2 separate regions of the Homo sapiens genome follow, and region 2 is linked to region 1. A link is a loop called in an ENCODE intact Hi-C map of the cell type or tissue named here. Cell type or tissue: sigmoid colon. All regions are shown on one strand. Links, peaks and the distances in the headings refer to the core of each region. The heading gives the core; the rest is flanking DNA.

Region 1 (4,396 bases), core at 108-4,107:
GAGGAAAGCCAGGACATTTGCTAAAATATTTGAACTGTGGGTATGTGTTTTAAGGCCTGTATGTGTGTGGTAGTCACCATTGAGGAAATTCAGAGCTTGATGATCTCTTTCAGCACATCGGTTACCAAAAACCAGGGCAGCCACGCTGGAGGTCTGGTCACCCTTGTACAAGCCCTGGATTAGTCAGTTTCCTAAAACAGATTTTTTTCCAAGAAGGATGGCTAGGAAATGACCATCTTCAATTTTTCTACAAGTATTTACAAACCTCCTTAAGGCTGAAATCTAGGTGCTTTCAAATAAACAAAAATAGTTTGCAAAGCACTCCATAGCCTCTGCACTCCAAGCCCCTTCAAAATAAATGAAAAGGTAAAATGTTGTGTGTGTGTCTGTTGTTGTTGTTGCTTTTCTAAATTCCAACTCATCATCACAGGCTTGGGGACCAGAGACAGATAGGAAAATCACTGGACCAGGAGGAAGGAGACAAAAGTTTTAAATCTCAGGTTAATGATGGGACCAAGAGAGTTCTGAAAAGGGTTGTGAACCTCAGCCACACACTTCCTTGCTCTATAATCTTAGACAAGTTACTTAACTGCCCTTTGCCTCAGTTTTCTCATCTGTTGAAGGATGAGCCTACCTCTCAGTGAATTGTGAAGAACTGAATGAGATTAGGCATCGGAAGTGCTAAGCCTCACACCCAGCACATACGACAAGCCCAATCATATTTGCTATTACTGTTTGTGGCATGGGGCAAGTAAGTCCGCTCCGTTTCTCCAGACCCCTATTTCTTCCTCTTCTCTGTCCATGTAGAAAAAACAAAGGCACATTTTATTGTTTTTAAAATGTAGGTTTTACTAAAAGGCAAATGGATCAAAGTCCAGTTTCCTCCTCCATTAAATTGCAAATATCTTGAAGCCTGGGACCAGAATCTTGCTTTTGTATTCCACCCGCAGCCCCCGACCCTGATCCCCTGCATTGCCTAACAGTGCCTTATACATGGTAGGCATCAATAAATATTTATTGACTTGAATTACCTCTACGTTTAACTTTGTGATAAGGGAGTAAATGAGTGAGATAGTTTTTGTGGGGGCGTTAGGTGAGTCTGGGAGTCTGTTTGAGTGAGAGTAGGTGTGTTTATTAGTGATTTAGTGAGGGGAAGGGGGATGACTGCACATGGATATAAACATTTCTGTAATTACTGAGACGGCTTTAACTGACCCAAGACTTCACAGGAACATAAATCTCTGCCTAGCAGACAGAAGTGCTGTTATTTAAAAAAAAACAAAAACAAAAAACAAAAAAAACCCTTATTCAACCCTCAAATGAATCAGATTTTGAAACTGATCTTCCGAAGATAAGTTCGTGTGAGGAGAAAATGAGATGCATGTTTTCCATCTTTGCCCTTTTTTGCCTTTGTTTATCAAAAATATCAACTAGAAGAGAACTTTTTTGCACTTCAGAAAACAACTAAAATCAACCCCTGCTTTTCTGTGGGGGCTCCACTCATCTCCTCTGTGAATAACACCAAGTACAGATAAAGCTCTTTGAGACAAGCACGGGTATCCAAGACTCTACTTCAGAAACCTAAAATTAAAAACAAATCTAAACAGTGGATATTAACTGTTTTATATATATACATACTTTTTTTTTACATAAAGGAAAGAAAAAATAAAAACACCAAGTGTTTTGCCTGGCTTGTGCATTTGTGATGACTCACTTCAACAAAATTCTAGGGGAGAAAACTCACCTCACTTCTACCTCTAGGAAATTCCCTTTTCATGGGAATGAAAATCTCAACTTCCATGCTCTCAGATCTGGGGACCCATGGTGTGGGGAAGTGGGTCTGTCACCCCACCTTGAAGCTGCAAGCCCTAAGGCAGGCCAGTGCTTTCTTTCTAACCAGATCATATTTTTCGATCTGAACAATTTTATGATGGGGGCTTAAGCAACTTCCTACATTCCTGTTGTTGCTCTTAATTTCTTCTACTTGGACTGAAACCCCTACAGGGAAGCTGTAAAGAAAATAGAATAAATAAAGAAGGAAGAAAATGTTTCTCTTCTCTTTCCTCCCTAAACCCCCCTCATAAACATCCTACCCCAGGTCACAAAATGTATGGTGAGCGTTAAGCCTTGGCAGTATTTTGACACGGTGCGCAGTCCTTTTCTCCTCCCTTTTCCTTTGAGGTTCATCTTGCAGCCCAGGGCTCTGTTCCCCTGCCAACTTGGTGGGAGTGTTTAGTGACTGGAAGGCTGTGGCCTGCTCTCCCCAGAACTTCACACTTCATTTTTCCATATCCCTAGGAGCAGCAGCAAATATTTCACCAGCCTGGTTTGCCGGCTACTGCCATAAATCAGACTTAGGCCTCAAAAAAATATCCAGGCCTGTCAAGGCATTAAGCTTTTATTTTCTGACTCGATCCAGTGGTAAATGAGAGCTTGTATTTTCCTCTAAAACTGTAAAGGGATTTTTAAGGATTGTCGCTGGATGGCTGCCAGCTACGAAAGATACAATACAGAGTGTAACTGGTTAGGAGAGATTTGAAAAAGTCTTAAGTATGAAAAATGTCTTTTCTTAAAGGTTTTTCAGTGAAATGGGAAACAGGGCTTAAATTTCATAAAGACTTTAAAAAAAAAAAGACCCAAACTATTCATGAGAAAAGCATTAGGAAATGGAAGAGTCGTGCTCTTTGAGAAATATGAGTTATACTTGTTCTGCGTGCTCTCTGCCACTGGCCCCCTTTCTTCCTCTCTCTTTCTCAGTGTACATAGATACTTGGGCCGGTTCATTAGTCAGTTCCTGCCATCATTACTGACGATATGACAGCAAGAACAAACAGACTGGACAGTTTTATGTGCTGTATATTAATTGCTTCATAATTTAGGCCTGCAAACAGGACAGTGAGGCAAGTCTACTTGGAAAACCCCCTGCTTAATATTCTAAGCAAGCTTGCAAGGTGCAAATCATGCCTATGAGATCACTTCTGAATATTTCCCCTGGATGAGTAATCAAATCTTAAACTCCAAATGCTGAAAGCCAAAGCCTTCTTGCAGTTGGAAGAGAGATGGAGTTAAAATAGGTAGGTATTGCACCAAAACACCATGTCCAGGAAATCTGGAAAAAGGTGCAAGAAACCAGGCTAAGATCAGGTACTAGGTGTAGAAAAACAGTCTGCTTAGATTTTGTGATGTGTCATGTTTCATTGAGGTACACATTTAATTTCAGTAAAATATAATTAAGTGAGAGTAAACATAATCTTTCCTCTGCCCAGTCCAGTCCAGGTTATTGCATACACTTGCAGCCTGGTGTCACAAGGAGGTGTGGGAAGTGGGGGACGAAATAACTAAGGAAATAGTGAACCTCTATTTACAAAGGTTTCAAGGTAGCATTTAAATCAGGATGAGACCAATCAAGACAGTAGCAGTGCCATTTAGGCAAGGTGATCTGATTCTGCACTCAAGAGAGCTGGGGATGAGGTAAGTGGGAGTGATGGGAACACAACACCAATGGGATGTGGGAAGAGGAGACCAAAAATGAGTAGAAAGGAGTATCATTATAAGGAGGGTAGGGGGAGGAATAGACTGCCACAGCTGACTTTGCAAGGACGCCATAGACCATCCACCCTATTGGTGAAGTTATTTATGTAAACCTCTCACACTCCAACCTCAAGATGATTATTTGTGTTAAATCTTGGGTGTTCTCAAGGCGGGGCATTGTTTTCCTGTGTGTTGCTCTTTCTTCTTGAAGGAGTTCAGAAGAACCTGAAACCAGACTTTCTGGCCTAACATAGTTTGAGCAATGGTTTGAATGTTGGTATAATCCCAGAATGGATCCTCTTCTGAAGTCCATTCCAGCTGATCTCTCTCCACTACTCCCAACCTTTCAGTGGCACATGGAGCCGAGCTATGGGTGTCTGAAGCCTCTCCAGGAGCACGCCTCACCTCCAGCCTCCCACTCAATGATCTATCACACCCTTCCATTAGCTCTTTAACTTGCCAAGGTTTCTCTTGCCTCTGGTCTTTTCCTTCGTCCTGTGACATCACCCCCAAAAGTCTGCAAACGGTGGTCCATGGACCAAATCTAGCCTACCACCTGTTTTTGTATGGTCCACAAGCTAAGAATTGGTTTTTTTTTAATATAAAATTGAAAGAAGAATACTTTGTGACATGAAAAACTTATAGGAAATTTAAATTTCAATGCCCATAAGTTTTATTGGAACACAGCCATGCTCACTCGTTTACATATTGCCTCTGGCTGCTTTCACAGTATGACAGCACAGTAGAGTAGTTGTAACAGAGATAATAGGACCTGCAAATATTAACTATCTGGCTATTTACAGAAGGTTTGCCAACACCCTGTTGTCCCTCTCCTGATCAACCCCATCACATTGAGCCTGACTGA
Region 2 (4,396 bases), core at 167-4,166, 65 kb before region 1:
GAGTTCCAGGTCAACACTTTCTCTGCCACACCTAAAGCCTACTAGATTTGGATGGACTATTTAGAATGCATCTCCCAACCCCTCTCAGCCACTCCCTATGACTTGCCCCAGGAAAACCCTTTGCCTAATTCTTGGTCCCCCTTTAATACATTTTAGGTAATATCTAAATTTATTCATTGATTCATTCAAGAAATACTTATTGAGCACCTACTGTGTGCCAGGCAGGATGCTCCATAGTGCACAAAACCAAGCCTAAATTCTGTCCTCATCATGGGACAGATGATGTGCAGAAAATAGTCATACAAAACAAATGTGTGATTGCAACAGTGACAGAATCTACATGTTATAAGCTAAACATACAAGAGGAGGATAAAAAATCCCTTCTAAATATGAGGATCTGACCTCTGGAAGGTTCTTTGAGGGAACTCTGCTTGAGTGGAGTTCTGAAGGATTAGTAATTAAGTAGGAGGGAGGAGAGAACACTGAAGCATGAGCAAGGGCCTATGGCAGGAGGGAGTATTGCAAATGTGTGGAACATCTGGAGAAAGCCAGTGTGTCTGGAGTGGAGAGAGCCAAGGGAAGAAGGCATGAGGTATAATGATGCTCAGGAGAGGAGTACTATATGATTTACACTGCCAGTTATCACTCAATATCTATTCTCCCCTTCTTCCTCCATTTTTGGTGGGCTATGGCCACTTGGAAAAAAATATTATTACATTTTCCAGCCTCTCTTTCAGCTACCTGTAGCCATGTGACTAAATTCTGCACAGAAGGATGCAAGTAGAAGTGCTGTGTGCAATTCCTCCTTCCTGTGAGCTGAGATTTGGTTGCAATGGCTGGAGCTCAAGCAGCCCTCTTGGATTGTGAAGTGAAAACTGCATACTAAGGATGACAGAGCAGATAACTCAAGTAGTCTGAGTCCCCCATCACTTTAAGGAGTTGCTGTGCCAATCCTCACTGGTTGAAATGCAGACTCTTCACATAGAAAAGAAAACCTTATCTATTCAAACCCCTATTAACTTGGGTTTTCTGTCACTCATAGCCAAACCAAATCTTGATCTACATGACCTTGTCAGACTTGTTAGAGGTTTTGCCTTTATCCCAAGAGCAATGTGAAGCTTTGAAAGAGTATTAAGCTTAAATGTGCATATGCGTGTATGTGTCATGATCAGTTTTATATTTTGAAAATTTTACCTGCCTGCCGGTGGCAGGTTGGGAAGACAAGGGTAGAGAGAATAGAAACAGTAGAAACAGGAGGTTGCAGTTGCAGGTGAGAAATTATAAAATGGCAGTGGCTTTTGCTAGGGTTGTGGCTCTGGAGATACAGAGAAGTAGATTCTAGAGATAGTTGGGATGTGGAAACAACAGGACTTACTATTGTTAGGGATGTGACGCAGTGTGGGGAAAGAAGGCCTCAGAGAAATGGGTCCCCTACCTGGCTGGGGCTTCAGTGCAAGGTTCCAGAAATCCTGGCTCCAGAAGGGGAACTTTCCCTTTCTTATTCTTTGGAATATGGGTGGCCCCTTCCCAGCCCACACCCAGCCCTCGAAAATAGCTCAGCTCTGACACACCTCACCAGAGGCAGCCCTCAGAAACATTTTCCCAGGAACCTGGAAGGAGGAGAAAGTCGATAGCCTTGGGGGACTGGAAGAGAAGAGGAATGGAAAGAGGAACAGACCTGTCTTCAGGAGAAGCAACATCTCCCTGCACTGCAACCAGGCCATTGCCTTTGATGGTTCAGACTTGGCTAAGTTGCTGCCTGCTCTCTTCAGAAGCACCGGCATACAAAAGGGAGGGCTGAGTGTCTGATGAACTCAGCCCAATAATATTCACTTCTTTTATTTTCCAGGAATGTCATGAGACCCACAGGGCAATCTTCTGGTTTTAAGACCTGGTGAGTCAAGTCTACAAATACCTCTGACTCAATCTGATCCCAAGTTCTCACCAGGCATCTCCTAGGAACATGGCTCAGCAGGAGAGCTGGAACTGACCAGCCCTCTGCAGGGAACAGGAGGGTTGGTTTCTCTGCTTTGGGGTTTGGGGAGGGAGGGGGTGAGAAGGGCTGGCTGCAGTGGAAATGATGGGATTCTTGACTTGACACTGACCATGCTCACAATAAGAGCTGACATTTATTGTGTACTCTCTAACTCCAAGCCATGCGTTATCTCTTCTAATCTTCACAGAAAACTAGAAGTGGTTTCTGTCATCAATCCCATCTTACCATTGAGGAAATTGAGGCTCGGCTATGTTAGGAACCCTGGTCACTGGCACAGAGCTGTGATATGAACCAAGGCAGCTGATGCCAAGGCTATTCCATGTGAGGGAGGGCATGTGCTTTCTAGAGTTTTTGCAGGCATGGGAGGAGGACTGAGGAAAGCTAATATTTGAGGAGGGTCTGCTACACTCTAGGCCAGTTATATGCCACCTTGACTGCACATTAAAATCACCTGGGGAGTTTTATAAACACTATCGGTGCCCCTGACCAATTAAATCAGTATCTCTAGGAGTCATACCCAGACATCCTAGGTTTTAAAAGTTCTCCAGGTGATTCTAATATGCAATAAGGTCTGCTCAATAAAAGCAAGTTTCATGTTTTTTATTTTTTTTTCATTTAATGACCCTATATCCATTTGTAAATGGGGAAGCTGAGGCTCACAGAATTTGGATGGCTTGCACAAACCCCATGGCTGATAAGACCCATGTCTTGATCTATATCTGGCTGATTCCAACACCCATGTTTGTTCAGTTCATTCCATTCTCTCTCATATTTGGGCATCCTCTATTTTGAAAACATGTGATTTTTTTCTATTATAAATTTCTTTTACAATTTTCATTTTGTTTGTTCAAGTCCAAGTGCTGTTTAGGTCAGCTGCCTGAGAGTAGCAATGCAGTCTATAGCCACTGAGTCAGGAGGGTTGGCCCAGGGGCAGCTGAAACCACGGCCTTGGCTTCATCCAGGCTCTGCTGCAGCCAATGGACCAGGATCTCCGAAGAGATGTCCAGGAGCCCTGGCTGGGAGGTGCCCACTGACTCTCCCAGGCAGAATACTGGCCATCTTCTGTGGCTTTGACCCCTAAGGGGCCACCATCTGAGAATGAGAAGGCCCAGCCCTGGGGAAATCCCTAGTCTCTGTTTCTAGCAGTGCTAGTGATTTCCCAAGGAGTGACATTAGAAAAGTCATCACACATTTATTTCTGTATATATCATTCAGAGCCTAATTTTCTGGTGGCTGAGGGTTGAGCTCATCAGAAACAGACTTCATCATCAATTGATAATAAAGCCAAGTCAAGACAAGGGAGAAGGGCAGCCATCCAGATGGATTCAAGCAGCCAAGAGGTGCTTCTGCTCAAAGACTACCTTTAAAGAAGGGAAGAGAAAGAAGTGAGAGCAGATACCTGTACACCCATGTTCATAACAATATTATTCACGAGAGTCAAAAGGTGGAAGCAACCCAAGTGCCTATCCATGAATGAAAGAATAAACAAAATGTGGCACAAACATACAATGGAATATTGTTCAGCTTTAAAAAGGAAGGAAATTTTGATATATGCTACAAGATGGATAAACTTGGAGACCTCTGCCAAGTGAAATAAGCCAGTCACAAAGGCCAGTACACAAAACATTGTATGATTTCTTTTGTATGAAGTTCCTGGAGTGGTCAAATTGATAGAGACAGAAAGCAAAATGAGGGGGAGTTAGTGCTTAAAGGATACAGAGCTTCTGTTGGGAAGGATGAAGTTCTGGTGATGGTTGCCCAACTGTGTGAATGTACTTAATGCCACAGAACTATGTACTTAAAAATGGTTAAAATAGTAAATTTCATGTTGTGTATACTTTACCACAATAAAAAGGTGGAGGAGAAGTTTGACACCTTAATTCACAATTTTGTCCAAGCACTTGAAAGATCTATATATGGCATTACCATAAATGTTTATAAAATGGGAATGGGAAGAGCTGATAAAATAAATTGCTATGGAGAACATGATAGATCAGGTATGGGTTAAGCACCCCGGAGGCTCCTGAGGATGAGGATTACTTACCCAGTCCTGGACTCTAACTAAACATTAATGCCTCCTCAAAGATGTCTGGTTTTTTAGTCATCAGGGTGTCAAATTCTAGTAAAATGGCTTTGTTGAGACTGTGTGGATGCAGGTTGGGAGAAAGTAAAGTCTAGAGCCTGACACTTTCAGAACCACTCTTACACTCATCTGCATTATAAGCAAAGTGTTGCAACCTCCAAGCATTTCACAGCCAACCTTCTGGCTCAGGTCACTCATTCCCACTGGCAACACTGGCAAGTGTTTGGGTCAAGAGCTCCATGGTCCTCACCCAACTTCCAGACACCTCATCCCTTTATTGCTCACCCTACTCCAACTATTCCTTGAAGGCACCAAGC

What was found. Peaks named below come from ENCODE experiments on the same cell type or tissue, not always from the same donor. Only the 100,000 strongest peaks of a DNase experiment are listed, where the experiment ranks them.
Region 2: a loop joins it to region 1, with 2.2 times the contacts of the local background. A loop is called at or near these places in 5 of 110 quality-filtered maps.

What each region holds. Positions count from the first base shown.
Region 1 is chr6:45,588,884-45,593,279 of GRCh38, reverse strand. No RefSeq gene overlaps it. Among named protein-coding and RNA genes, the nearest start is that of RUNX2-AS1, 14 kb to the right of the region's middle. In sigmoid colon, for the core only: no CTCF peak of the experiment used is centred there; DNase peaks (open chromatin) are centred at 2,219 and 2,759; H3K27ac peaks cover 567 bases.
Region 2 is chr6:45,653,527-45,657,922 of GRCh38, reverse strand. No RefSeq gene overlaps it. Among named protein-coding and RNA genes, the nearest start is that of RUNX2-AS1, 79 kb to the right of the region's middle. RefSeq lists an enhancer at 1,028-2,227. In sigmoid colon, for the core only: no CTCF peak of the experiment used is centred there; DNase peaks (open chromatin) are centred at 1,743 and 1,993.